3 separate regions of the Homo sapiens genome follow, and regions 1 and 2 are each linked to region 3. A link is an interaction called in ENCODE POLR2A ChIA-PET data of the cell type or tissue named here. Cell type or tissue: IMR-90. All regions are shown on one strand. Links, peaks and the distances in the headings refer to the core of each region. The heading gives the core; the rest is flanking DNA. Region 1 overlaps ZEB1 (zinc finger E-box binding homeobox 1). Region 2 has its middle 52 kb from the start of LINC02644. Region 3 overlaps LINC02664 (long intergenic non-protein coding RNA 2664).

Region 1 (10,404 bases), core at 4,087-6,586, 78 kb before region 3:
TGTAAGTATTTTATACTTGAGTTGACAAATTGTCAAAATTACCAAATTAATGTAAAAAATACACAAATAATCTTTTAATATATACTACATATATCCATGAACATATGAAAAACTTAATTACTGGGAGACAATCTAATCTAATTATTGACTTTAAAAAGTGAGATTTTAAAAAGCCCATGGCTATATATTTACTTAATATAATTTGTCAGTTAATGTGCCTATTACATAACCAAAGACACCAGATCAAATGGTAACCAAAAATACCAACCAGCAACCCATCTAGTCTGCTCTGCATTTATGTATGATATCACCAGGATCCAGTGAGGCTGTCAGAAAAAGTATGGAGAAGACAGAAAGTCCACCTACACTTAGCCTGCACCTTTTCCTCAGAAAGAAATGTCACCCCTTCCCCAAGAAACCTCTATAATAGAAAAAGAAAAACGTGGGGATTATGCCAAATTGACCCCAAGCTTTAGTCTCCTCCTCAAGGCGCATTCAGTAAAAACATCGAAACACACATCTGATTTGACAGGCATTTGAGTTTACAAAGAACACGGTAAAATGAAATCATACTTGGAGCATTCATGGGTTCTGTGTCAAAGGTCACTTAGTAGTATTTCATCTGCTGCCTACTAAGATTTAAAGCGGGCAGAGAATAGAGAGCCACCAAACCATAGCACACCTGCTCTAAATGGCACCTTCAGAATCATCTCCTCCAACCTTTTCATTATACAAACACATTTTATAACATATTTGATTAACTCTGAATTTCCTAAGAGCTATGACAGAATGATACTAATTTCTGTGAAAGACATACACACACAAAAACAAAGATAAGCAGGCACAACCACAAAATGAAAAATTCTATAAATCAAAGGCCGTACTTTAAATGTGTATGATAAAAAATAAAAATAAATAAATAAATGTGTATGATAAATAATGAAATCTTAGGCTTAATACAATACTATAATGGATTGCTGGATTTTTATATTTCTCTGAAGAGAAACGTTCAGGATACAAATTACAATGCTATGGAAATAGATGAAAAGAAATTAGAGACTTTAAAAGCAAATGAAATATCAGATTGAATCATCTCTAAAAATGAAACAGGATTGCTCATCAAAACATTCTAAAAATGATTAACTTAAAATGTTAACTACAGTTTAGTGCTAAAATGAATAAACTTTTTCCTGTGCCACAATATAACATAGAAAGCTCTCAAGAGCTTCATGAAACAAAACCATTCAAAAAGAAAAATGGGGGAGGGGAAGGGTAAAAGGATCGGCAAGGAAACTGAGAATAAATGCAATCCACTAGCCAGTGGCTAAAGATTTAGAAGAGCAAGTGCATTTTGTTTTTACCGTCCTTGGAATGTGTACCCAACAGCTATGAAACAAAGAGGTGAGATGTGCTGCCACAAACACAAACAAAAATTTTGTTCTACTACTATATAAAAAGGAGGAGGTAGCTTTTCTTGCAGGGGAGAGATACAAGATTTAGAATTCATACCTTAAGTAGAGCTGGCATGTCAGGTAAAATTTGAAACTTTTGTATTTATATTCTGAATATTTCTGGAGCTTTCCAACGAGCTTATCCATATGGGGGAAATAAATTATATGCAGCAAGCCCAATTTATTCCTGTCTTTTCAGCAAACCAGATCTAACCTCAATCTACGTTTAAAAAGCTAGAATTGAAATAAGAAAGCTTATCTATTCCACTCTCTGCTGCTTCTTATCTATAGATCTCCAATTATACCACTTCATTTATGAGGATGGTATCATAATGTTCCTCTCTATTCAAACTTCTAGTATAACCTTAGGAGCCTTCAACATCTACATCGACGCCTACAGAGATTCAATAATAAACATCCTTTACTCCACTGCTAAGACTTGACCCTTTGTCATAACACTGAACAACCCTATCTCAAAAAATCATAACCTCCACCATTTTACTCTCTGATGATAACTTTCTCCCCTTCTACATCTCTCATGCCTTTATTTCCACTATCCTCAGAGAGATCTCCAGACCTAAAATTTCTCTATTTTCCATCAGCTCCCTAATCCTGGGCTCAATTCCTTTCCTACTGGCTCTACCACTAAAAATTGTGAATGTAAGTTACTTAATCTCTTCTTACCCGGTTTCCATATCTGTAAAATGGGAATAATAGTATGTATCTCATATTCTCTCATTTATTCAACAAGTATTTGAGCCTATTCTGTATGTCAGGCACTGAGAATAGCACAGACAACAAAGCATACCCACCTTGCTCTTATGGAACTTACATTCTAGAATCTTCTGTAACAACTATGGTTGTGGTGAGGGTTAAGAGTTAATATACGTAAAGAATAATGTACAGCACATAATTTGCAATATTTGGCACAGCTGATCATCTAAACTGCTCTAACTTCAAACAACTTGGTTTCCCTAAACTCACAACTTTTACTGTACCATCTGGTAAAACCTCAATCCTAGACTAATGTTACATTCTGATCTCCCCCACCAATTTAAGGCTTCTAAGGAAATCACAACGATATAGATTTGTTCCATTAAAAATGTGTGGTTTCTAGTCTTGCTTGGATCTTCAGGTTGGCCCACTGATTATTTCATTTTTTTCAGTTCCTTTTCTTATCTTTGTGGGGCTTCTTTTTCTCTACTTGACTCTGAAACACTTCTGTTCTCCAAGCTCCTGTCTTCTGACCTTTTTTTCTCTTCAGCCCACACACCTTCCCTTGATGGTCTTATGCTTTCAATCACCTCCTGCAAACTGATGAACTCTTCAAGCTGTATTTCCAGCCCAGGACCCCCATCTATATCCCACAGCATCAAGTTCAAAGGTTAACTGCCTTGTTAGCCTTCCTCCATTAGTGATGTCACAACCATCTTAAACTCAAAATATCCAAAACTGACTTCCGTTTGTCTCCTCAACTGATTATTCATATATTCACTCTGTTTGGTGTCATCGCTATCCCTGGAATCACCTCAGCTAGAAACTTTGGAGTTAATCTCGTCCATTTTTTCTCTCCCACTGGTCATTTCCAAGCATCGAGTCCTACTAAATTTACTATTTATCAACAACAAAAAAAGTACAGACTCTGAAATCTACTCCCTCTTCTCCATTTCTATTAAGTGTCAGTTTAAGCCCTCGTCACCTCTTATCAAGCTAACTACTTCCCAAATGGCCTCTCTGCCTCCAATCTTTTTCCCTTCAAATTTATCCTTCACATCAGCTATCAGAGTACTCTACTCAACCTGAATACAATCAAATTGGGCCCCTACTTAAAACCCTTCAATGACTGTCCAACTCACAAAAAGATGAAGTTCAAGCTCCTAAACATGGCATTTAAAAAGCTTCCATGATTTGGTTTCGTATCTCTCCAGACTCAACTCCAATCACTCTCTTACCCTTATCTCATACTCCTTCCAACAGAGATCTGCTTGTATGTCCAGAACATTCCATGTTGTTTCTCACCCATGTGCCTTTGCTCCTGTTCTCCTTTAGGCTATTCCTCTCTTCCTATTCCCCTGGGCCCTCTCATTTCAATGCTCATGCACTCACAATCAATATCTACCCTTCCTTGTCTCTCCCACTGACCTCCCTTTAGTATTCAGTTCAGGCATTATCTTTTCAAGTAAGCTTTCTCTGGCCATTCTTTCCATTTCTCTGTATTATAGTGACCATGCTTTATACAAGTGTCTGTTTTGTGACTGTATCCTTCATTTGACTGTGAACTCCCTAAGTATAGACCACAGCTTTACCTACCATTCCATCTCTAGCACTTGGCACAGTGCCTAGAACATGGTAGGCAAACATCACATGTTTGTAACATCACACTATTCAGTCTCATACCAATACCAAGTCATCAAGTACCAAATTGTAAAGTTACATAAAACTGAAGATCAGAAGCTGGATGATTTGTTTTTCTTTTCTGAATGTTAAGTGCTACTACTAAAATGCTATCAATGGGTCTTAAAGATTAGCTGCTACTCCATTCAACAAAAAACAGATTTCTATATTGCTAGAGTTTACCCTCTAAATGATTTCAAGTCTGTCCTAAAAAAGTAAGTTAGTAATTCATAAAATGTATCCCTAGGTGTTTTGACATCTGAAAAAAATATATCCTGTACCAAAAGCAGGATATGCTTGGTATGGAAAGGGAGAAACAACACTTGATGCCACAAACAATGCAATCATCCTAGATAATTCATTGAACCCAATTTTTAAAAGAAAAAATTTAATATGAATACACATGAACCTTACAGTAATGCACACAAATAAATTATGGAGTAACATAACAATTTTGCATTAATTTTAAAGATACAATCAAGAAATATTTCTCACTTTCTGAGAAACATTTCATGACGTTTATACCCCAAAATCTACCAGGGGTATAATTTGTTCTCCTGTGCTGTGTTGATATGGATTTATCTAAAATAACATAAAAATACCATATATTATATGACCTCCTCTCCCTAGTAGAGAAATGAAGCAAAACAAATAAGAGATGTGGGTGGTACACTGTCATAATCACCCAGAGCTCTCTGTGAACATCCCAAATTATCTGACTTGATGGTCACAGCTATAAACTGCTATAAACTATTTTATATAGGTTTTTTTTTTTTTTTAATTTGAGACAGAGTCTCTCTCTGTCGCTGGAGTGAGTGGTGCAATCTCAGTTCACTGCAACCTCTGCCTCCCCGGTTCAAGCGATTCTCCTGTCTCAGCCTCCTGAGTAGCTGAGATTACAGGTGTGCACCACCACACCTGGCTAAGTTTTTTGTATTTTTAGTAGAGAAGGGGTTTCACCACATTGGTCAGGCTGGTCTCGAACTCCTGACCTTGTGATCCACCCACCTCAGCCTCCCAAAGTGCTGGGACTACAGATGTGAGCCACGGCGCCTGGCCTTATATAGGTTCTTAACAAAATAAATGTCTACTTCACTGCAAGAGCTTTCCTTTTTATTTAAAAGTAAATAAGTCCTTACAATATGCCACACATGTGCAAAGAGACAGGAAATACTCTCTCTCAGAAGATTCTCTAAAAGTGAATTTAGGCCATATAAACCATTTCTGCTCTAAAGAAAAATCATTAACAGTCATGTGTTTTGCCTGTTAAAACCATGTGTCACTGAAAGTTAAGCTATTTAAAGTAGCTAACAAAAAGCACAAAGAGAAGCTGAAATTCTTAGAGATGTTTTATATCTATATATATAGTGAGCATATATGGCTACAGGATGAGATCTTCTCTCAAGAACTTCTACAGTAAATGCTCTAAATGGAGTGTGGGTCTGAATGGGTAAAGAACTATTACTCTAAAGGATTTGTCTGATTCTTCTCTCTTTGCCTGGTGCCTCACTTTAGACTACTACTACTAGTTTCTTCACAAATTACTTAGAATTTTCCCTGTTGACAGTCTAACTCTATTTTACTATGAGAATTTCCCAAAGGTATCATGTCAACATCCCTGAATCAAATATCACTCTCCCATAAATGATTTATACATCATTTATGATGTATAAATATCAAATTTATACACGCTACTGTTAAACTCTTATTTTAAATCATGACTCCATTAACCCACCTTTGGAAGAAGAAAGTACACTATCACCATTTGTGCATTACGGGTAGATCTGCAATCAGACTAACAGGTACTTTTGCCTATCTATTTTTCTCATCTCATGAACGTACGGACACAAAATTCATTGAAGAGTAAATCTAAGCAATGTCCAGCAGTGTGTAATTTACCAGTATTGCTTTTTACATTCTCAGATCAAACAAAGGGAATAATATAATTATTTCATCATAATCTGACAATATGCTGGCACCGCTCAAAAATAGTACCCTGTTTATTAAAGAACATTGAAATAGATGACATACTCCTCTTAGAGATCTACTTCATATGGTCTCTTACAGCTTAGTGGTTAAGTGCACAGACTGTGGAACCAGACTGCCTAGGTTTGAACACAGGCTCCACTTACTAGCTAAGTGACCTTACCCAACACTTTCCGTGCCTCAGTTTCCCTTTACCTATCAAAGATAGCAGGATCTTTCTCATAGGGTTGCAATGAATACTAAATAAATTAATATTTTAACGATATTGAGAATAGTGCCTGATACAAAAATGCTATTGTTTGATAAACAAAATAAAATGTAAATATTCTAAAATGAAATGTTATATCCACAAGTGCAATAGTAACACACATATTTTAAGTTAGAAAAAAATATAATAAGGTAATACCTTTCTCAAACTTCCTAAAAGGTGGTCAATAAACAGAAAATATGTAAAGGTAGAAGCCAAGTAAATTTAGTGACTACAAAAATATAAAAGAATTAAAAATGCCTATACCCCTAAAAATAAATGAATACATTTTGGAGTATCACACAACCAGGGTTAGAAATTATTATGCTTAGGCCGGGCGCGGTGTCTCATGCCTGTAATCCCAACACTATGGGAGGCCAAGGCAGGTGGATCATGAGGGTCAGGAGTTCAAGACCTGCCTGGCCAAGATGGTGAAACCCTGTCTCTACTAAAAATACACAAATTAGCCAGCGTGGTGGTGGGTGCCTGTAATCCCAGCTACTGGGGAGGCTGAGGCAGGAGAATCGCTTGACCGGGGAGACGGAGGCAGCAGTGAGCCGAGATTGCGCCATTGCACTCCAGCCTGGGAGACACAGCAAGACTCCATCAAAAAAAAAAAAAAAAAAAAAACAGAAAGAAATTATTAAGCTTTATCTGCTATATTAAATACAAAGATAGTATAAAATACTAAAGATACTCAAAAGAAATTGATTACATTTGAGAACTCACAAAAATTAAACATACGTACATAGGAAATACATGGCAAATACTGAGTTCCCCCAAAAATCATTCACTTTTATTTTTTCAGTTACTATTTTAGATTAAATGTTGATTATCAGTAGCCATAAATTACTATCAGTAATTATTAATATCAAACATTAAAGAATTCTATAAAATAAATTTAAGGTATAATAAGTAATACAATAAATATCTGAGTTCCACCATCGTTTTTTTTTAAACACACATTATCCTGACCTGTGATATCTACTCTGTGTCCAAATTCACTCATTCCTAAATTTTATGTTTATCATAGACTTGTATTATGTGTATTGGTATCCTTAAACAATATATTACTTAATTTTGCGTGTTCTTTGATTCTATATAAATGGAATCACACTATATTCTTCAGTGATTTGTTTTGTTCGAACATTATTTTCCTAGGATGATCCAAGTTGTTAAGCACAGGTGTAATTCATTCATTTTTCAGTATTGTGTTGCATTCCATTGTATAAATATACTACAATTTACTTATCCTATTATTTATTTTTTTGTTTTGTTATTGTGATCAGTACTGTATAAACAACTACATACATTACCTGGTATGTCTGTATAGAGATTTCTCTAAGACATAGGAATACTGGGTCATAGTGTTATGTGTATCTTCAACTTTAATAATGTGAAATTATTTCCCAAAGTGAATGTACCTACTTACATTAGCATCTGCAACGCCTAAGTGTTCAGTTGTTCCATGTCTATACCAACAGCAGTATTAGCTGGCTTCTAAGTTTTGAGAATCTAGGAGACATGAAATGCCTTCTTAACGTGGTTTTAATTTGCATTTCCCTGATTCCTAATGAGGTTGAATATCTTATAATACACTCCTTGGCCAAACGAGTTTATTCTTTTGTGAAGTGCCTATTCAAGCCCAGTTTTCTATCAGATTGTTCATCTTTATTTCCCTGGGTGGTAGATTTTGATATGTGCTAAATACGGGATTAGGCACTCTACAGTATCTATTAGTGAAACAAAATTCTTAATTTTGATGTAGTCATATTTGCCAATCTTTTGCTCTGTGTTTTATGCCTTTTTATCTTTACTCAAAGTCATAGAGATATTCTAGCCTATCATCTTTATAAAGTGTTACCATTTTACTTTACCTATACCTTTACCTTACCTACAGATTTAGATCTATAATCCTTCCACTGGTTTCTCTAAATAGTGTGAGGCAGCAGTCCAACCCCAATTTTTTCCATTTAATTAACCAACAACCCCAATTATTGAAAGGGTCATCCTATTTCACTCATTGGCAATCCCAGTGCCATCACAGATCCATTTCATGAATGAGTATCTTGCTATTATCTCTTAGTTCTTCCATGTAAGTTTTTGGATTAGCGTGTCAAATTCAACAAAAACCTGTCAATATTTTGATCAGATGGCACAGAACTTACAGATAAAATTGGGGAGAAATGGCACCATTACAATGTTCAAGTCTCCTTTTATAAACATGGTACATTATGCTATTTAATTAGATCTTTATGTCTGCCAATGTTTCATAATTTCTCCATAAAGATATTGAGCACGTTGTTAGATTTACTCACAGTGTTTTATACTTTTATGATGATATAATGCTACCTCTTAATTGCATTTCTATGCCAGCAAAAAGTCTGAAAAATAATTGAATTTGTATAATAATTCTGCATCCAAATTTAAACTTTGAGTAATTCATCTGTGAATTTTTCTGGGTTACACAGATAATCATATAATCTGCAAATAATAATAGCTTTTTCTTTCTAATCATTGTATCTTTGTTTGTTTACTGTACTAGCTATACTTCTAGTACAATGTTGACTAAAAGTGGCATTAGCAGGCACACTTGTCCTTTGATATCAAAGGGAACCAATGCCTTCAATACTTTACCATGAAGTGGAAAGAAGGTAGGGCTGGAAATTTTCTTTGGAAAAAAATGCCTTTATCAGGTTAAGAAAGGGGCCTTCTCATTTACTGACTTGCTAAGAGTTTTATCACAGATGGATCTATTGAGATGCTCACATGATTCTTTTCCTTTAAACAGATGATGTGGTAAATTCTATTAAGTGACTTTCTAATATAAAACCAACTTTGAAATTCTAGAGTAAACCCAACTTGGTTATGATGGGTTACTTTCTTACACATTATTGGTCAAGTACAGTAATTCCCCTTTATCAACAGGGCATACGTTTCAAGACCCCCTGAGGATGCCTGAAACCATGGATAGCATGGAAGCCCTATAAATACTATGTTTTTTTTTATTATCTGATGACCAAGACGGCTACCAATGGTAACTAATGGGCAGGTAGCATATACAGTGTGGATATGCTGGACAAAGGGAGGATCCACATCCTGGGCGTACAATTTAAAACATATGAATTTTTATTTCTTGAATTTTCCATTTAATATTTTCGGACTGTGATTGAGCATAGGTAACCACCTACAGATGGATAAGGGGGTACTACCATGTGATGATATCTAATCTATGAATTTTTGTACATAGGTCTGAGTTAAAGACAATCATCATTTTTTATACTTAGAGCTTCGTAAAAAAAAGTTGGGGACAGTCATTTCTTTTTCCAAACCATGAAATACTCTCTGTACAACTGGAATTATTGTTCCTTGAATGTTTTGTAGAATTTGCCAGTAAACCTGTCTAGAATTGGTATTTTTTTCTTTGTAAGAATATTTTTCCTTTTTGTTTTAAGGGTATTCCATTTTCTATTACTTCTTGGGCCAGCATGAGCTACATTTTTTTTTAGGAATTGGTCCACTTAATCTTTCAACTGCATTAAAATAAAGTTGATCATTCATGAAACACCTGTAGTAACATTCCCATTTTCATTCCAGATACTGCTTTATGACTTCTTTCCCCACCTATTAATCTTGCCAGTGGTTTGCTAATTTTGTTACTCTTCTCAAATAATCTATTTTTAGTTGCATTGTTTCCTTTTTGAATTACTTTTACTTTCTCTAGTTCATTAATTATTCCCCTGTTATTTCAATCGGGGAGTATGCTTTTTTTCTAATTCTTAAAATTGCATGTTTATTATTCCTCAACCTTTAGTCCCATAATATAAGCATTAAAATCTATAAATTCCCATTTTAGCTATACATAAGTTGTCGTGTACAATAATTTACTGCTATCATTACAAGTTTTTCTTTGATCCACAAGTTATTTTGAAATAAACATGTTAATTTCCAAAACACACACACACAAAATTTCTATTTAAGTTAATGGAATTGTAAACAGAAAGTGTAATGTGATGCCAATCCACTGAAATTTGTTAAAGCTGGCTGTATTTGACCAGAATGTGATCAGTTTTTCTAAGTGTTCCTCCTCTACTTTAGTTGTGGAATACAATGTTCCATACGTGTCCATTACAGCAGGCTTGTAAGTCCTGTTATTAAAATCATCTATATTTTTCTTAATTTTTTTCTGCTTGTTCTCACATTAACAGAGATTATTTTAAATAAGCTATAATAATGATAAATTTACCTATTTCTTCTGCAGTCCTAGTTTCTGCTTAATGTATTTTGAAAGTGTATTATCAGGTAGTCACTTATTTAAAATTATAC
Region 2 (10,404 bases), core at 3,329-5,828, 490 kb after region 3:
AGTTTTTTTAGAGATGGGGGTCTCACTGTGTTGCCTGGGCTGGTCTCCAGCTCCTGGCTTCAAGAGATCCTCCCACTTCAGCCTCCTGAGTTTCTGGGATTACTGATGCACACTACCATGCCCCACCTGCTAGAAAAGAGTTTAGAGTAGGAGACCCAACTGGATATAAAATAGCTGGAAAGACAGATGCCCTGTTGTAGGACAGGTTAAGCATCTGTAGCTCCACCACAGAGCTGTTAGCATGGCACAGTTGCCCGGTCTGAGTCTGGGATCCTGGCAATAGGTGTGCTTAGCACCACGCCTGGTATGTGCCACGTGCCCACTAAATGGTAGCGGTTGTTAACCCTGACTGCTGCGTCGAAGACAGTTTCATGGGAAGAACAGCTTGCCCCCTGCGTCCAGAGGACAATTAGACCTTTTCCAAGTGTCTAACAGGCCCCTCAAACATGGCCAAGACTTGAGGATCTGGCCCCAGTTCATCCCTTATGGAGTCATCCCACCTCTGGAAATACCCCTGCCATCTATCCTGATGTTCAGCCAAAAACTGGAGGCCATTTTTTCCTTCTCTCTTTTGCCAACCCCCACATCAGATCTCATCAGCAAGCCTTGTCAACTCTACATCCAAAAAGCATGCTGCATCCCCCAACTCACCATCTTCCCCTTGCTCTACCACAGCCGTGGTTCAAGCCACCTTACTCTCTCCAGTTCCTGAGCAGCTGCTGATGGATTTGCTCCACTCGAAGCCCTATAATCAGAGCGTGCTGATTAAAACCCCACTCTGTCAGGCCAGGCTCTCTGGGAAGCAGAAGGCAGGATGCAGTTGGAAAGGAAAGGAGTTTACCAGGGGAGACCTGCAGAGTATGCAGAAGAGAGGAAGCACAAGGAGGCAGGGAGAGCCTTCAGACCAGCATGTGGGTCTGACCCCCGGAGAAGAGAGAGCTGAAGGAAAGAAGAGAGGGTAGGAAGAGCTTCAGGCCACACTGCAGCTCTGAGAAAGCCCAGCCAGACCAGCAAGGAGCTTCCCAACGGAGTCCGGGCTCATGCACCCCCGTAGAGATTGGTCTTTGGGCGGAGTATGGCCGCAGGTCGAACACTGCAGGAGGATCTTGGTGGCACTGCACTTGGAGGCTGTCCACTGCCTGCTCTGGTCCCAGCAGGTCCTCTCTTGAAGTGGGAGCTGAGCAGTGCCCCCATGGCTCCCACATTCACCATTGGGTTCCCCTTGCCCTTGGGGCAATATAACCTGGCTCACAGAACTCCTACCTACCTTAGTGCCCTCACCTTCCCCGCCCTGCAGTGGGGAAGTGCTCCAACCCCAGATCCTCAAACAAGCCAAACTTCTCCCAATGTTATGGCTTTTCTGTCTGTGTAGATCATTGATCTCCTTATTCCTCCAATGGCTGGCTTCTTCCTGCAATTCAGATCTCAGTTCAGTGTCAGCAGAGCCTTCCCTGGATCTTCCACTCTTATGCACCACCCAATCATTCTCTTTCATAGCATCTTATTTCAGTCTTGCAGAGCCTTTATCATTGTCTGATTTTCTTCCTCCTCCTTCTCTTCTTCTTCCTCCTCCTCCCTTCCCCTCCTCCCCTTCCTCCTCCCCTCCTGCTCTTCCTCCTCCTTCTTCTTCTTATCCTTCTCATTCTCCTCCTCCCCTTCCTCCTTCCCTCCTCTTCTTCCTCCTACTCCTTCTTCTTCTTATCCTTCTCCTTTTTCTCCTTCTCCCTCTCTTTCTCCTCCTTCCTCTTCTTCCTCTTCCTCCTCCTCCTCTTCTTCTTCCTCCTCTCCTTCTTCCTCTCCTTCTTATTCGCCTTCCTTTCCTCTTCTTCCCCTTCTCCTCCCTCTCCCTCTTCTTTTCTTTCTCCTTCTCATTCTTTCTTTCTCCTCCTCCTCTTCTTCTTCATCTTCTCCTTCCTCTTCCTCCTCCTCTTGTTCTTCCCCTTCCCCCCTCCTTATCCTTCTTCTTCTCCTTCTCCCCTTTCTCCTCTTCCTCCTCGTCCTTCTCCCCCCATCCTCCCACTCCTCATTCTTTTCATATGTGTGTATTCAATGTCACTTTTGAGATCAGAGGCCTTCTCCGACTTGTTATCACTGTGATCCTAAAACAGTACTTAATACACAGCAGGCACACAAACACAGGAATACACAGGTGCAAATGCAAGACCTGCAAAAGCTGGAGCACCAGGATTTAGTAGTTGAGTGTTCTGGGCAAGGTTCTGGCAACTTTTCAGATACAAAGAATTGGGTGCTGAAGGTTTGCAGGCTTCTACTCTGCTCTCCTGGGTGCCTTAGGCAAATCTAATAGGAAAACACAGGGTGCCACACACTGAAGGTATCTAAACCTTTATCAGTTCTTTTTCTGTTGATTATACCAGACTACCTGAAACTGCATAATTTACAGAGAAAAATATTATTACTTCTGAGAAGTCCAAAGTCAAGGGACCACATCCCGTGGGGGTCTTCGAGCTGGTGGGGACTCTGCAGAGTCCCAAGGCAGCACAGGGCATCCCATGGTGTGCTCATTATATGGCTGGTGTCCTAACATGCTATACTCAAGTCTTTCTGCCTCTTCTTATAAAGCCTCCAGGTCCACTCCCATAATAACCCATTAATCCATCAATCCTTTAATCCATTATGAAAGCAGATCCCTTATGATTCCATTACCCCTCAATACCGCCAAATTAGGGATTAGGTATCAACATGAGTTTTGGAGGGGCTGTTCAAACCATAGCAATCTTTTAGGGCTGTTAGCCTAACAACTAATGGGATGTGTAGACATGCTAAGGAGGGATGGATCAGAACTTCTTTCCTCAACAGCCCTTCTCTCACAGTAGCTTTTGAAAATCCTTTAGCATAAAAGGTTTGCTTTTGTTGTCTAACTCAAGAGATAGTTTCACCTGTTGGTAATTTAGTTATCAGTGGATTTGGTTCTAGAACATTCTAGTATTGCTTATGGTCTAAATGTTAGTGTCCCCCCAAAATTCATATATTGGAACCTAATGCTCAATGTAATAGTATTGAGAGGCAGGGCCTTTTGGGAAGTGATCACATCATGAGGGTTCCGCCTGCATGAATGGGATTAGTTCCCTGATACAAGAGGTTGAAGGGAGCTTCCTGGCTCTTCTGCCATGTGAGGACACAGCAAAAGGCACCATCTATGAAGTGGAGAGCAAGCCCTCTCCAGACACCAGATCTGCTGGTGCCTTGATCTTGGACTTCCCAGCCTCCAGAACTGTTACCAATAAATTTCCGTTGTTTATAAATTACCCAGTTGAAGGTATTTTTTTACAGCCGCCCAAACAGACTAGAACAAGTAATTTGCCCTGTGGACTTGAGCAAGTCACTGAATCTCTCTCTAAGCTTGTTTCTCCAGCGGCAAACTAAAGGAATGTTTATTTCATTTTTTCTATGTCTTCATGGATAAAGGGAAGATGTGTGAACATTTTATGGGATGCTACTTTTGGGAAGCAGGATCTCATGTATTCTCCCAATCTCATTGCCCTATTGAGGTGGCTGCCATTCTGCCTCTATCTTAATCCTTTCCTAGGGCAGTGGTGGAGATGGGGTAAGAGCTGGACAATAGAGACGGGGAAGAACAAGTCCCCTCCCATGCCAGACTTAAGTTGCTGCAGAGAGAGATACACTCTTCTTTCTTTATTTTTCTTTTCTTTTTTGTTTTTTGTTTTTTGTTTGATTTTTAGAGATAGAGTCATGCTCTATTGCCCAGGATGGAGTGCAGTGGTCTGACCCTAGCTCATTGTAACCTTGAACTCCTGGGTTCAAGCGATCCTCCTATCTCAGCCTTCCAAGTAGCTAGGATTACAAGTCATACAACTAATGCTCGTTATTGCTTTTATTTTTTAATTTTTTGGTAGAGGCAAGGTCTCACTATGTTGCCAAGGCTGATCTCGAACACCTGGCCTCAAACAATCCTCTTGCATCAGCCTCTCAAAGCACTGGGATTATAGGTGTGAGCCACTGCCCCCAGCCTTGAGCTATACTTTTCCAGCATAATTCTTATTTTGTGGGGGCAGTGGGAGGGTCATTCTCTACAAAGTCTTCTTTCTGATATTTACAAATAAATGTTTCCAATTAATATTTATATACCTAAACAAGTAAAACCTCCCCACTGGAACCAAACCCAGCAACAGCCTTAAAAACCCTGAAATTTCCAATTATCCCAAATCCTCTTGACTAGCAGAACACAGCCCTCTCAGCACTGTATGTGCTGTACTAGCGAATCATCCCAAAACTATTACAAAAATCTCAGCCGGGCCGTGGCAGCTGCAGCACAGATGTTCTGCATAGTGGCAGGAGCATTGTTCAGTATCAATAAACACCACCTCTGAGACATAAAACGTGAGAGTTGAGCTAGAAATGGTGATAACAAGAGCCATGAAGACCATTTGCAGGGAAATGGAGTGAGACCCAGGGCTGAGAGGGAACCCCTCCCTCTCCGTGCAGGATGCCCAATTTCAGAGCATGCTGTGATGGGAGCACTAAGGGCTGCCTGGCCCAGTCTCGGATCTGAGTGCTTAATGGCCAGTTTGCTCTTTGAGAGGGGTACCCAGAGCCCAGTGCTATACCTATACCCCACAATTTGTGGTTCCCAAGCCCTGAGCCCACCCTCTGGTGTTTGTCCGCCTAAAGATGTAACTCTGCAAGTGCTGGTTTCTGAAGCGGCTCACGCTGTCCTCAGCTCCAGATGTTGTGGGCTGGCTGTAGCCAGTTTAAAAGCAGTAACTCCTGGCCAGGCATAGTGGCTGACACCTGTAATCATAGCAGTTTAGGAGGCCGAGGCAGGCAGATCACTTGAGGTCAGGAATTCCAGACCAGCCTGGCCAACATGGTGAAATGCTGTCTGTACTAAAAATACAAAGACAACAAAGCTGGGCACAGTGGAAGCCTGTAGTCCCAGCTACTTGGGAGGCTGAGGCACAAGAATCGCTTAAACCTAGGAGGTGGAGGTTGCAGTAAGCTGAGATTGTGCCACTGCACTCCAGCCTCTTCTTCTGGGCCACTCAGGAGAAAATAGGGGATCGGGGCAGAGGTGTTGGCCTGGGCTTCTTGTCCCTCTGATCTTTGACCAGATTCCCATATGTGCGTGTGCCTGCCTGTTTTCTTAGCACTCGTTGAGATATTTCCAGGCCTTATAGAGTTCTCAAGGTGTCACCTCCATTCTCAGAAGACAGGTGCAGCACCTGGAGCCCTGCCCCCTCGTCTGGGCAGGTGTGCTAAGCAGGTGGTGCATCCCCAAGACAGCACCTATTCCTCCCTTCTGAGCACCTCTGCCTCAGGTGAGGCATGCACTGGGGATTCCAGGCTTTCAGGCTTATTAGATTAAATGAGATTGAATTATTAGTGAGACTGGAGGCCGAGGCTGGGCTTGAGGGGAGATCAAGGTTTTGGTGCTGGGCATGGATTGGCTTAAGCCAGAAGCTTCCTCTCCTGGCTCCTGCTAACTGCTCTGAGAATACACATAGGTATTGGAGCCACCCTCCTGGCCCCTGGCCTCACCCCGGGGCCTCACCTTGGGCCTAGAGCTGCGGTGCCCCTTCTTGATCTGTTGCCAAACACCAGCCTTAACCAGGGCTCCGTCAGCCTCTCGGCGTGTGTCCTTTGGGCAGCTGAGGGAACACACCATAACACAAGCGTTTTCCCGAGCCTTTTCAGATTAATAACTGCCATTTAAAAACAATTAGAAGTGATTGATAATTAATTTCAGAAATAGCCCTTGCCAAATAACTCATTAAATGGAATCTCCCTGGTGCCAGTTCTGCTCACTGTCAGGCTTTCAGCCCTCGGGAAAAGGATGCTGAGTTTGATCAAAGTTTCCAGTCGGAATCGTTGCCATCGCCGGCTGCTTTTGTGATCCCTGGGCCATCTGATGTCCCAGCAGAGTCTGGACTCTGCAGGGAACCTGCAGGCTGGGATTGTGGGTCAAGGTAGGGGAGGGTTCCCGCAAGGAGTTGTGGGGAGGGTTTGTGTCTCTCCTTCAGGGACTCAAAGCAAAGCTGAGAAATTCTCCTTTCTATGCGTGTGTCTTCCTGGTCTCTGCTTCCAATTGCTGGGCAAAATGCTGATATGAGAATAAAAATCCAAGCGGCCGGGGCATCTTTCCAATCGTTCAGCATCAGCCCATGGGTAAAGTGGCAGCTGATGCTCCCTGGGGTCTGTGGTTCGCCTGGCAGGATGGGCTATGGGCTTCTGTCCTCTGGAAATTTCTGGCAGGACAGTGATCCTCTGAAGATGGACTTACACCACCAAGTGTCTGCTGACTGGGCGGGTGAGAGTGTGAAATGGGGCTCCACGGAGCTCTGTGGGAGACAGAAAGGAGTGGCGTGGCGGACAACCATTTTCTTCCTTCTCTTTCCAGCTTGGCCAGCGGTTGGCTCTGTTTGTGCCAGATACTGCTTTGCTGTGCCTCCTGGAAGCAAGGCCCCTGTCACTAGCGAGACCCCAGAGACACAAAGAGCTGTGACACAGGCCCCCCGCTTGGGCAGCTCCTGGTCCAGCTGGAGAAATAAGATGTATGCATACGTGAGGAATCAAAACAACAAATGCCCTCCATTGAGGACACCCATTGTGATGTCCCTTGAGGGGTTTGGGTTCTGCTAAAAGTTCAAGAGAGGAAGAAAGCCCGTACTTTGTGATCCTGGAAATTCTTCACACAGGAAATCAGATTTGAGCTTTGTCCTAAAAGCATGGTAGGATTTGGAAGAAGGTGTGTGTGTGTGTCTCTCTGTGTGTCTCTGTGTGTGTATATGTGTATGTGTGTGTGTCTGTGTTTGTATATGTCTATATCTGTGTGTGTATGCATGTGTCTGTATGTGTGTGTATCTGTGTATGCCTGTGGGTATCTGTGTATGCCTGTGTGTATATGTGTTTGCCTGTATGTCTATGTGTGTATGTGTGTGTGCCTGTGTGTCTGTGTGTATGTGAGTCTGTGTGTGTATGTGTTTCTGTTTATGTGTGTATGTGTCTGTGTGCATGTGTGTCTGTGTGTATACATATGAGTGTCTGTGTGTATGTGTGTGTGTCTGTGTGTATGTGTGTGTATGTGTATGTGTGTGTAAGTGTGTATGTGTGTGTGCATGTGTGTATGCGTATGAGTGTGTGTATGTGTGTGTCTGTGTGTATGTGTATATGTGTGTGTATGTGTGTGTGTCTGTGTGTATGTGTGTGTATCTGTGTGTCTGTATGCATGTGTGTGTCTGTGTGTATGTGTATGAGTGTCTCTGTGTGTGTCTGTGTATATAAGTGTGTGTCTGTCTATGTGTGTCTGTATGTGTCTGTGTGCATGTGTGTGTCTCTGTGTGTGTATGTGTATGAGTGTGTGTATATGTGTTTATGTGTGTCTGTGTATATACGTGTGTGTCTGTGTGTATATGTGTGTGTGTTTATATGTGTGTATGTGTGACAGGGATAGAGAAGTATAAGTGCCCATGGGGACAGCACAGGGTGCGTCAGGGTTGTGGGTTCACCTGTTGGGGGGGTGTGAGGAATGGTGGGAATCCGGCTGGAGAGGTGGGTCAGGGTCAGCCCATGGAGGGCCTTGGAAGGTGGACTTTAATCTGACAGAAACCTTGTTTGGAAGGAAGTGATGAGATCAGGATGTGATTCCAGGGCTCTTTCACTGGAAGGGACCATAGAGAAGCGTCTGCCAGCCTGATGTGTGATGCATCAGGGCACTCTGGCTATGGGGCGCAGGATGGATTATTGACATGCACAACAGTCTCCTCAATCTGCAACTCTGAGCTACTGAAGGACACACTGCACCCCCAAAAGCTACTGTTCAGTATTACGCTACAAATGACATAAAAACCTAAAATAATAATGCCTTAAGGTTTATTTGTTCTCACATTCTGAAAGTTCAGGGGTTGGCAGTTTAGAGATGATATGGTATTCTGTGGCCCTGGCGATCCATATGCTTCCAGCTTGTGGATCTGCAGTGCATGCCTTTTATTCCCAACAGCTTCTCATGGTCCACGATGGCTGCTGCAACTCCAGCCTTCACGTTCCCATTCCAGGCAACAGGAAGGAGGAAGGGATGAAGCAGGAAGAGAATGGAAGACTAAACAGGGTCATCAATTCCTTCACACTTTTTCCATTGACAAGTGGAGTCTATGTCTCCTCATCTTGAATCTGTCTGTGACTACTTGGTTCACTGGAAGGTGGCAGAAGTGATGTTACACCAGTTTCCAAGTTCATGTCTTAAGAAAATGGCAGCTTCCACACTCTTTAGGAACATTCTCTCTGGAAACCGTGAGGTGCCATGTGATGCACCTGACCACCCTTCCAGCCATCCCCATTAAAGTGCCAGGGATGTGCATGAAGCCATCTTGGCCCCTGTAGACCAGCCCATCCATCATCTATCACCAAGTGACCTCAGTAGAGGAAAAAATCATATCACCTCTTTGAGTCCTAGCCAAGTTTCTGACCCAGAAAATTGTGAAAAACAGTAACAATGACTGGCATTTTAAACCACTAAGTAATGGAATTTTGAACGTTAAGTTTTGCAGCAATAGATAACCTGAAGAGAATTTGCTAGATGGAAGTGGATTGCTGCTATAACAGAAACCTAACACATGGCCTTGGTTTTGAGATGAGGCACTGGGCAAAAGCTGAGGGGACCTCATGAAGATAGTTTTTTGTTGTTTTGTTTTGAGACAGGGTCTCATTCTGTTGCCCAGACTGGCATGCAGTGGTGCAATACTGGTTCAGTGCAACCTCCATCTCCCAGGCTCAAGCAATTCTCCTGCCTCAGCCTCCCAAGTAGCTGGGATTACAGGCATGTGCCACTACCACCTGGCTAATTTTTTTTTTTTTGTACTTTTAGTACAGATGGGGTTTCACCATGTTGCCCAGGCTGGTCTGAAACTCCTGACTTCAAGTGATCCAGCCGCCTCGGTCTCCCAAAGTGCTGGGATTACAGGTGTGAACCACCATGCCCGGCCAAAGATTGTTAATAAAAGCTGGAAGGACTCCAAAGATTCTGTTCACAAGAGCTTAGAGGAGAGTGAGGAAAACATCACTGGAGGCTGAACAGAAAGCTTGGACACACTGTCACCTGTGGTAAACTGGAAAATAGGAAAGTACCTGATGAACTCAGAGGTCTTCAGAGAAGAATCCAGGCAGAGATAGAAGACACTGCTGGCTTCTCATACCTGCCTATGATAAGCTATAGGAAGAAAGAGTGAACTAAGGAAAGAACTACCAGGGTGCAGAGCAGAGCTCAGAGCGAGTGCAAAGGAGCCAGGACCTTCCGGGTGTGATAACAAACCTGTTTCTCATCTCCATCCTGTCTCAGCAAAAGTGTCACAGTAAGAAATGGCTTCAGGACAAAGATCAAATCTTTGTACAGAATGACCTTGGAGTGAAGATTTCATTGAGTATGACTGTAAGACTTTAATAACTGCCAAAATATTTAAGGATATGATATGCCTGGATACTGGAAGGTGGGGGCTTCTAAGAGTCTTAAAGGCATGCTTTACAGACTTTCTCAGACAATACAGCTTTAAAGAATTTAAATGCTATTAGCATTGCTCACAATAGCTTTGCCTATTGCTAAAGGTGGAGAAAGATCTGACATGGAAAGAAATGTGACTTTTCTTTAATGGAATTGACCACTGATTGGTATATGGGTAACCCACGAAGTTTTTAAGGGAATTGTATCAGCTTGGACTAAAAGGATAAATGTAGTACAAAATGAATTTTATCCTGCTGGAATGTTGAGCCTTTTATTTCCAACAGCTTCTCATGGTCCAAGATGGCTGCTGCAACTCCAGTCTTCACATTTCCATTTCAGGCAACAAGAAGGAAGAAGGGATGAAGCAGAAGAAGTATGGAAGACTAAAGAGAACCATCAATTCCTTGACACTATTTCTATTGACAAGTGGAGTCTATGTTCCCTCCTCCTGAATCTGTGACTACTTTGTCCACTGGAAGATGGCAGAAGTGATGTTATACCAGTTTCCAAGCTCAAGTCTTAAGAAAATGGCAGCTTCCACACTCTTTAGGAACATTCTCTCTGGAAGCCATGACCTGCCATGTGATGCACCTGACCACACAGCTAACAACATTCCAGCAGGAATCCAGCTCAGCTGGGAACAGTCTGAGAAGAATACTTCTCTGTGAAGACTTCTTATTTCTTATTTCTTTTTTCAGCTGCCATTTCTTATGAAGAAACTGTCAGGAGCCACTGGGAGTCACTCCCAGAAAGCAAGATTTTGCTTTAATCAAGGAACTGGAGACATGGGCTTGACTGGATTTCCAAATTGCTATGTACCAATCATGGCTAATGCCTCCTTTCCCTGTCTCTTTTGAATAAACAGTGTTAATTGGAGTTTCCCTATCCAGCTATTACCATTGTCGTTAAATGGAGTGTGGGGTGGTAGGGACATG
Region 3 (10,404 bases), core at 4,103-6,602:
TGGGATTCTGAGTTTTAAAATATTCCTCTCAGGGCTAACATTACACATATATAGGATTTGTTCATTAATTTATTTGATATTCATCCCAATAAACAGCCACTGAAAGCTTATTCGTTATAAAACACTGAGCTAAGTCGTGATGAGGTTACAAAGATGAATAAAATATAGCCCTGCTCCATGGGGAGTGCACTCATTGAGCTAACTACTTTGCAGAGATTCAAAATACAATGGCTTAAATAAGATAATAGGTTGGTGCAAAAGTAATTGCGGTTTTTGCCCTTACTTTTAAATGGCAATTACTTTTGCACCGACCTAATAGATACATGTCTCTTCTCATTATAGCAATCCCTAGGGCCAGCAACTTGCCAATAAGAAAGTGACCTGGAAATTGGGTATATCATTTCTGCCCACATCTCATTGGAATGAGTTTTGTACCACAGCTATCCTGGGAATGTAATCTCTAACTGGGTAGCCAGGTACCCAACTAGAATTTAGGGATTTCATTACCGAAAAGAAGAAGAACACAGCAATTAAAGAGATTGAATTATTAACAGATGTAGCAACATGGAAGAATCTCAAAAACGTTATGCTAAGCAGAAGTCAGTCACAAGAGGTTGAAAGTCAGCCACTTTCAGTGGCTGTTTATTGGGATGAATAGCAAATAAATTAATGAACAAATTCCATATATGTGTAATGTTTAGCTGTGAGAGAAATATTTTAAAACTTAGAATCCTATAGAACTTTTATTTTTTAAATAGCATCGAACATAAGAGGTCCTACTTGGTTTGGTGTTGACATACCATAATATGCTTAAAATTAAAGTCCTTGGTAATGTAAAAAGTGCAGAAAATGGAATGATTTGTAAAAATGGTACGTATATAATAAGTATTGCTTTTTGAAGTTTTTAAAAACCTTAAAAAACCTTAATCCTGTGTGATTCCATATGTATGAAACTCAAGGCAAGGCAAAACTCCAGTGTAGCAGGAACACGATTGCCTGAGACCTCGGTCTTGAGGAGCACGAGGAAACTCTTTTTGGGGTGATGGAAATGTTCGAGATCTTGATTGTGGTTACGTGACCATACAATTATCAAAACTCATTGAACTTAACACTTACAGTGAGTTAGTTATTATCATTGTGGTGCTGTTGTTATTATTGTCTTGAGTAGGGTTCACAGAATTTCAAGGGGGTTAAAAAATCACTGATTAAATTTGGAATTCTTGAAGCCCCCCCTGAAAAATCTAACATAGCTTTATTTTATTTAGAGTCCTTTTTATTTTTTTAAAACTTGGCAAGTATATGTTTCAATTAAGATAATTTACAATGACTGTTATACAAACAACTCCAAAGCTCAGTAGATTAACTGAGAAATAAACAGAATAAAAGATATATTTCTCACATCTGTCACAGCCTCTCTGGGTGGTGGGTTGGGTTGCTGTCCTTCCACAGCAGTTAGGGTTCTAGCTTCTTCCATCTAGGGGATCCACTGCCTTCTGGGACTTTAGAGTTGTCTGGGATCTTGGAATCATCTGCTAGATCTTCTGCAGCCAGTGACGGGTGGGGGGGAACAGAGGGTCTCATGAGATTTAGGGGTCAGGCCTAGAAGCAGCACACACACCTCTACCATATTTGAATGGCCTGAGTGGGTCGCATGACCACACCTAGAGGTCCACCTGGAAATGTAGTCTTCTTATGTGCCCAGGGTGAGAGGGAAATGGTTAGTGAATATATTGCCTTGTGGCTACGTGTATCATTAAAAAGTTCAAATCCTGTCTTTGCAACATAATAGTTGATTGAATTTGGGAAAGTGTCTAGGCCTCAGGTTGGTTGGTTTGTTTTTATTTCTAAAATGATGGCATAAATGATACCTACCAAGCAGGGCTGTTATGCGAACGAAATGAGATTATTCATGTAGAGTGCATAATAGAGGGCCTAACACACAGCAGGCACATCGAATTTCCTGCCTGATTCTCCTTGCATGAGGAGCAGACTGATTTAATCACTGTGGTTTTATAATATACTTCAATATTTGATCGGGCTAGTCTTTCACCAGTTTTCTTTTTTGTTTGTTCATTCGTTTGTTTTAATGTACCTTATTTTTTCAGAGCAGTTTTAGGTTGAAAGAAAATTTGAGTGGTAGGCACAGAGATTTCCCATATCCCCCATCCCCATATATACCCAGCCTCCCCTACTGCCAACATCTCCCACAACATCTCCCACCAGAATGATGCATCTGTTACCTCTCTGAACCTACATTGACACAACATTACCCAGTCTTCTTTTAATAAAATAAACACTTTTTGAGATGGCTTTTTCTTCCAGGTGAACTACTATGCAATTTTTTTCCCCTTCTGAAAGTGTGTCAGCCTGGCTTCTCCAGAAAGTAGAGGCCAAGACGAAAGGCTTAATGTTATTAGGAAGTGCAACCCCAGGAGACACCCAAGAGGGTCCCAGAGAATGAAGCAGGGAAAGTAGAGCCTAAACAAGAAGGTGCTAGCTCACTGGCTGCTTCTCTGTGCACCTGATTGTTTCTTTCTACAGGGCTATCCTCTGATAATTTGAACAGCGTCTCAAGCCAGTCAATCCACAAGGAAGAGGGGGCCCTCATAACTCATTGGTTTAAGTTTCACTCACTGGCCCTTATATCTCATTATATTTAAGTTTCACCCCATAGGGAGTTCACTCCACATACCTCAGGGTTGAACATGACTCAGAGCCTAGTGTTCCATGGTGTGTCATGCCCAGGTGTCAGATGGGGTCCTGGTCAGATCCCCGGCAGAGCCAGCGCAGGACAATTGGCAGAGCAATGGAAGGGATGCCGAGAGAACGTAAATATGGAATAAGTACCCTTCTTTCTGTTATCCAGTTTTCCCATTCTAGAACTTAGCAATACCATTTGAAAAGGAAGTTCTTCCATTTACTCCTAAAGGCATGTTCCTTATGTTCTCTTGGATTTGCTTCCATTAGGATCAAATCAACAAAAAGCTGTATTATAAAAGGGAGAGGGTGGGACCCCTTAACTTAATGAAGAAATGCCATCTCCTGATGTAACCACCAGTCCCTGTGAGGTAACCTAACTTAGTTAAAGAGAAAATGCAGACAGTATGATACTGTTTTGAAAGTCAGAGGGATTTGCTATTGCCTTTGGGGGAAAGACTTCACTCATTCCCTGGCATAGGAGCCCGGGGATTAGAGAATCAGTTAGCATTCTCCTGCCTCTCCCGAGCCACTTCTGATCATCATCAAGGCAACTTATATTCTCCCCAGATGCTTATTAAGGTACCCTACAGCTTTGTACTTAGCAGTAAATTACTCTTGTTCAAAACGTGGCTTGAGAACCACGTGATAGCCAACTTAGCACTGAATCCTATAGAATGTTCAGTGTCGAAAAAGACATGTGATGGATCTCCCTCAAACTATACTCCCCTGCCTGCCACCAAGAACTCAAACTCTTCCTAGACCATAAATAACATCCTGGGCACTGTAAATACCTCCAGTGAGCTATATGGAAGGAACTTGCCCCATCTTTTGACATGCTAGGAGTCTGAAAGTCAGTTACAGGTGATCGTTTTGCACTCAAGAGAATGGTCTCTATGAGCCTGGTTTTTCCGTCCTGTACAAAAAACTTAATGAGATCCAGGTGAAAAGTTTCTGGCCTACGATACTAAGGGGTCTAATACGTGCAACCAAAGATACCAGTTATTTGTCAGGATGATTATTCTGGGACACGCTGAGCTTTGGGTTGGTCCTTGTCCAACCACAGAATTGCTGCATGCCCTTTGGAGGTGTTTTACTAGCTTCTCCATGTCTAGATGTACTAGTGTTATTATACAATATCAGATTTCCCCACAAAATGCCAATGCAATTGGCTATTCATTTGTGTGCACCAACATTATTATTTACTGTACTTAGTCCGTTTTGTAGTATTTAGTGACCTTCACCAGAAGTTCAGCATTCTTGGCAGGCATTTTTCCCTTGGCCACAGAGGAACCCTGTATTTCTCTGGCTCTGGCTCCTTCCAAGAGATGGGAATGTAATAGCAGCAGCTGAAGATATGAAAATAACTGGGAACAAAATAGACATCAAATTCAGAAAAGGACTGAAAAAAAAAAAAAAACCAGCAGAAGCCGTTCTTTTTCGACACTGAACATTCTATAGGATTCAGTGCTAAGTTGGCTGTCACATTGCTATTTTAAACAGAGGGAAAAACATAGGTAGATCGACATGTGATTTTATATTTTAAACACAGATATAGAATTCTGACTCCAGATTTTACTCTTAGATCCATGTGGGTGATTAATCGTAAATTCTGAAAAACATGGTTACAAGAATAGAACAGACTTCTAATACAGTTCCCTTTTTAACCAGACATAAATAAAACTTTAGAACTTCACAAAAAAATGAGTCTAGTGGGGTGGATGATGTTTCTGTTAATAATTTTAGAGTGTGATTTTTTTCAGGTTTAAAAAAAAAAAGCTTCACTGATTGTAAGGCTGAAGTTCATTGAGATACACAATGTCTTTCAGTGAGCATTCCAAAAAACCGAATGTCTCCTTCTGGCATGAATTGTTCTTTCTGCAGCATTCCAAGCTGACACAGCCACATTTCTTCCGTTATATGTTCTATTACCCATGAGACTGCAGGAGAGTCCCACCTAAAAGCATTAATGTTGCTACATTACCATAAAAGTCTGCCCTGCGAGTATTACTTAAAAAACAAACAAATGGGCCGCATTAGAACAGATTGATAGCAGCCTCCCCTCTTGGATTGAAGAAAACATCCACTTAACACTCTGGTTGCTGTAGGTTCATTCCTGCAAAGAGGATATCAACTTCCAAGTTAAAGCCTTTCTACAGTGTACAGAGACATCCATTGCCTTTTTTGCTTTTTTTGTTTTTATTTTTCCCCTAAGGTATTTAAAATATGTGCAATATCTTAAATCTAAAGCTATCTTTCAGATTAAGAAGGAGAAATATTTAAACATTTATGCATTCAGTTCATGATTCAGAGATTTATTTATAAAACTGTTGATTTTGGGACACCCAACTCTTGCATTTAAACTGCCGAAGTGAGTCATGTTGTGGGAGGTAATTACTACCAGAAAGTACAACTAACTTGTAAGCTTCTCTTTAAAATGTCCACTCACAATCTACAATTACTGCAAATAACAGGCTTACCAGGACTTTTACTCTGTTTTATGGCTGTGTATATTTATTATGAGTGCATTAGGCAATACCCAAACATACTTTTCTCGCATAGGGGTTCTTATAGGAGAAATGAGTCCCTTTATTAGTATCAGTGTAGATTTCTGAGGATGTAGGATTGAAAAGATATAAACTCAAAGTATCCCTTCCATTACAGGAAACAGCCTGGGGAACAGCTGGTTCAAGAGTAATAATAGATTCCAATTGTCAGAAAATGTATACCTATGATTTGTGCATCGTTAAAGAGCATATCCAACCCACTGAAATTCTAGCAGGCACTTCCCTCTTTAACACCTCCATGCCTCTCTGAGGCTGACTTTGTGTCCTCCTGGGAGGCTGTCTGAGTCTTCATTCTGTGATTGATGAAGTCCACACCTAACTGACTAGAAGCTGAGTGGGCAGCTTCTTGTGGGCCATAATGTCAGAGTCTCTGAGAACATCCTGCAGTTCATGGTTCTTTCTGCACTGATCAATGCCTAAAATTTCACAGATAAGATGTCCAGAGGTGGCTTACACCTGTAATCCAGCACTTTGGCAGGCTGAAGCAGGAGGATCACTTGAGGCTAGGAGTTCAAGACCAGCCTGGGCAACACCATAGGGAGACCTGTCTCTACAAAAAAAAAAAAAAATTAGGAACAGAAATATCTAGAGAGCTGGTGTTGTAGAAAGGAGAAGGAGTAGTAGGAGGGAATTCGGTGTTTGAGTCAAAGTAAATAAGAGACTGCTGCAGCAGGGGTTGGGGAAATCACCCGAAAAGAAAGGCTGGAATTTCCAAAGACAAACTCTGGCTTCCTGATGTTTTTGCCCTGCCATATCCTTAACCTACCTTTGACTAAACCTTGCTCAAAGCAACTCCACTGGGATACCAAGGCCACCCAGTCTTCCCTAAAGCTCCCTTGACTCCTGCAACAAACACATACTCTTCTTCGGTGGGCTTGAGACTTAACCAACTAAATAACCATGCCTCTTTACACTGCCTATGATCCAACAGCCTTATTGGACCTGTCCACGTTCATTCATTTGTACTGTTTCACTCATAATTTATTCAATACTATTGATCGAGTGCCCTCTATGTGTCAGTTGTTGTGCCAGGCCAGGCATGGTGGTTCACGCCTGTAATCCCAACACTTTGGGAGGCCAAGGCGGATCACCTGAGTCCAAGAGTTCAAGACTAGCCTGGCCAACATGGCAAAATCCCATCTCTACTAAAAATACTAAAAAAAAAAAAAAAAAAAAAATTAGCTGGGTATGGTGGTGGGTTCCTTTAATCCCAGCTACTCGGGAGGCTGAAGCAGGAGAATCGCTTGAACCTGGGAGGCGGAGGTTGCAGTGAGCCGAGATCGCGCCATTGCACTCCAGCCTAGGCAACAAGAGTGAAACTCCATCTCAAAAAAAAAAAAAAAAAAAAATTGTTGTGTCAGGTGCCGGAACATAACCCAATCCCTGTCTTTGAGGAGCATATTGACTGGCTGGAAAGACAGACCTCAAGAGTGGCATTTCCGAACTGCATGACAAATGTTACGTAGGAGTGAGTGGTTTTAGGGAGACACATCAGAAAGGCACCATACCTGAGCCTGGGGAACAGAAAGCACTTCCCACGAGTGCCCATGTTTCAGCGAAGACCTGAAAGAAAAGAGAGGATAGGCAGGGGACTAAAGGGGAAAACGAAGGTGAAGAGACCAGGTATAATATACTGTGCAGGAGGAAAGGAAGAAGCCAAAGCCTGTGAAAAACGTGAACGTGCAGTTCAGGGACATGTGATTAGTCCAAAATGGGTGGAGCCGACTTTAGATCAATAATAGAGTGATGATAGAGGAGGCTGGACAGGGAGACCAGAATGTGAAGGACCTTGTGTGCCACACTAAGGAGTTTGAATGTCAGTGGGACCTATTGAAGGACACATCCTATGTGCTTCATTTTCCTTCCAGGTACTACTGAGGCCTGACCCTGCTAAGCCTCCCAGATCAGATGAGACTCGCTGTGTTCAGGGTGGTATGGCTGCAGACCCCATGTAGGGTGTTTCTATTGGAGCAGCCATCCATCAGATTCTTTATATGCTTGCATCTAAGCTTGCAGGCTTAATCTTGAACAAGTTTGTACACCCCCAAAATTTGGCCAGCTTTCCTCTCCTAACTTTCCTCAGTTGACCTCGGTCATGGCCAGAACTACACACTCTTTGAGTCTTCTGACTTGTGGCGTTGCCTAATTTGTTCCACCTCTCTCAGCCACACACTCCACACTCCTCAACTTTACGATCCATCTGGACCCACAGTTTACCTGTAACCCTTCTAGTTCGCATATTTCATGGAAGTCTCTCTCTTGCTCAATTTTAACTCAAATTCAGGTCTGGAACATATAAAAATGTTACCATTCACTCAACAAATATTTAAGGAATTAGTACTACATGTTAGGAAGTGTTCCAGGCAATACAGTAATGACCAAAAAAGATTAAGTTTCTACCCTCATGGAGTTGACATTTTAGAGGAAGAAAATAGACAAACAATATATCAGGTGGCAATATATTGTTGTTTAATAATCATTGGTATTTAAAAATTGGTATGAAATAATTATGGTTATAAAGAAAACTTAAGTTAGGACTGCTGGAGTGTGTTATTTTATATAAGATTTATATATATATATATGTACACACAAATATATATACGTATACCCATAGACAAACACAAATAGAATTAATACATGCTTCTATAAACATGTACCAACAAATTTTTAATGACTTCAGGTTTCAACAATTAAAAATGTCATATAACTAGTTTGAAGTTAGAGATAAGTGATGTTATTGTCACTTATAAATTTCAGGTCTCAAGAATCTTTCTGATTTTTTATTTATCAAATTCAATGTGTAATTATATTTTTAGCCTTGTAGTGTAATATAGTACACAGGATTTTGCAGTAATCTTATAGTCTTTCCTTGGTTTGAAATACAAATGTGACACATTGTATTTCTGAATTAGCATTTTTCATTAGGAAAATATAAACATTTCTTTACATTTTCTTTTAATTTTCCATTTAGAATGATGGCAAAACATTATTGGTACAACCTTGTGGGCAAGAGTAGGGATTTTGATAGAGTGATGTAAGTTCTATAATATGTGCCTAATAGGAGTGACAGCAAAGGGGGATGGAGGAGCAATATATGATAAAATAAGAGCTGAGAATTTCCAGAATTGTAAGATGGCAGGAGTACTCTGATTAAAAGCACACTAGTAGCAAGCAGGATAAATAAAAATAAATGTACAACATAGTAAAATTGAAGAACATCAACAAAGAAGAGGCAAATATTAAAAGCTATCAGAAATAACAGATTCCATGCAAAGGAACACTCAATAGATGGACAGTGGACTTAAGATGTAAGAAGACAGTGATTATCTTCCTGGGCTGAGAGAAATTAACTTTCAATTGAGAATTTTATACCAAGCAAAACTATTAAAATGCATAAAATTAGGACATTTTTATAATCACAAAGACTTAGACAAGTAACCAATCATAAACTATCATTACAGGATATTCTTTTAAAAATGAATGTAAAGAGCTTTTGCATGGCAAAAGGAACAGTCAGCAGAGTAAACATACAACACACAGAGTGGGGGAAAATCTTCACAATCTATACATCCAACAAAGAACTAACACCCAGAATCTACAAGGAACTCAAACAAATTAGTAAGAGAATAACAATCCCATCAAAAAGTGGGCTAAGGACATTAATAGACAGTTCTCAAAAGAAGATGTACAAATGGCCAACAAACATATGAAGAAATGTTCAACATCACTGATGATCAGGGAAATGCAAATCAAAACCACAATGCAATAACACCTTACTCCGGCAAGAAAGGCTATAATAATAAAAAAAAAAAATAGATGTTGGCGAGGACGCAGTGAAAAGGTAACACTTCTGCATTGCTGGTGGGAATGTAACTAGTACAAACATCATGGAAAACAGTGTGGAGATTCCCTAAGAGCTAAAAGTAGAACCGCCATTTGATCCAGCAGGAAAAAATATGCCTGGAAACTTGAATAACACAGGTTAAAGAGGGAAATCACAATAGAAATTACATTTAGCATTAAACAGTAATGAATGTACTACATAGCAAATGGCTAAAGTTATGGTAGTCAGAGGTGAATTTATAACACAAAATGACATCTTTAAGAAATAAGATATATTGGCCAGGCGCAGTGGATCACGCCTGTAGTCTCAGCACTTTGGGAGGCTGAAGCGGGCACATCACGAGGTCAAGGAGTTCGAGACCATCCTGGCCAACATGGTGAAACCTCATCTCTACTAAAAATACAATTAGCCAGGCACGGTGGCACGCGCTTGTAATCCCAGCTACTCCGGAGGCTGAGGCAGGAGACTCGCCTGAACCTGGGAGTGTGGAGATTGCAGTGAGCCCAGATCGCACCACTGCATTCCAGCCTGGGCGACAGAGCAAGACTCCGTCTCGGTGGGAGGGAAGGAAAGAAGACATGTTAAAATAAATTAGCAATTGGATTAAAAAGTTAGAAAAAGAAAAGCAAAATAAACACAAGAAATGTAGAAGAAAAGAAATAATAAAGAATAGAAATTAATTAAACAAAGGAGCAATAGAGAGGATAAATAAAACCAAAAGCTTTTTATTTGAAAAAAACAACAAGAGAACAATCAAGAAAAAATACAAAAGGCACAAATGTATAATACTAGCATCTAAATAGGGGACTTTCCTATAGATATATGTGTTTTTTAAAAATACATTTTATTGTGTATATTTGAGATTTGCGACAGGATATTATAGGAAACATATAGTCAAGTGGTTACTATAGTGAAGCAGATTAACATACTTGTCATCTTACATAGCTACTAAAATCTACTTAACAAAAATTCCTAATACAGTACAATTTTATTAACTGTAGTGCTCATGTTGCACATTAAATCTCTAGACTTGTCCATCCTACATATTTGCTATTTTATATCCTTTGACCTACATCTCTCACTTCCTCTCCCCACCCCACCATGGGAACCACTGTTTTTCCTGATAGAGATTTTTTTTTAAACCACAAAATACTACTAGTAACAAATTTAAAATTTTAGATGAAATAATTTCTTTAAAAATAAATTACAAAAATTAATTGAATGAAAAATTTGACAATATGAATAGTCTAATCGCTGTTAAAGAAGTGAAGTCAGCAACCAAAACTCTTCCCCACC

Evidence for each region. Peaks named below come from ENCODE experiments on the same cell type or tissue, not always from the same donor. Only the 100,000 strongest peaks of a DNase experiment are listed, where the experiment ranks them.
Region 1: POLR2A ChIA-PET joins it to region 3 with 5 read pairs; 3 of 35 experiments call an interaction of 5 or more read pairs at or near these places.
Region 2: POLR2A ChIA-PET joins it to region 3 with 7 read pairs; 2 of 35 experiments call an interaction of 5 or more read pairs at or near these places.

The regions. Positions count from the first base shown.
Region 1 is chr10:31,333,988-31,344,391 of GRCh38, reverse strand. The region is part of intron 1 of ZEB1 (zinc finger E-box binding homeobox 1); the gene reads right to left. Among named protein-coding and RNA genes, the nearest start is that of ZEB1, 20 kb to the right of the region's middle. RefSeq lists an enhancer at 2,590-2,729. In IMR-90, for the core only: no CTCF peak of the experiment used is centred there; no DNase peak of the experiment used is centred there.
Region 2 is chr10:30,770,289-30,780,692 of GRCh38, reverse strand. No RefSeq gene overlaps it. Among named protein-coding and RNA genes, the nearest start is that of LINC02644, 52 kb to the right of the region's middle. In IMR-90, for the core only: no CTCF peak of the experiment used is centred there; a DNase peak (open chromatin) is centred at 4,282; H3K27ac peaks cover 1,546 bases.
Region 3 is chr10:31,256,405-31,266,808 of GRCh38, reverse strand. LINC02664 (long intergenic non-protein coding RNA 2664) reads right to left here. Exons shown (of 3, transcript NR_134478.1): 2 at 6,773-6,827; 3 at 5,257-5,814. It also overlaps the pseudogene RNA5SP309. Among named protein-coding and RNA genes, the nearest start is that of ZEB1-AS1, 57 kb to the left of the region's middle. In IMR-90, for the core only: no CTCF peak of the experiment used is centred there; a DNase peak (open chromatin) is centred at 5,068; H3K4me3 peaks cover 353 bases; H3K27ac peaks cover 2,117 bases.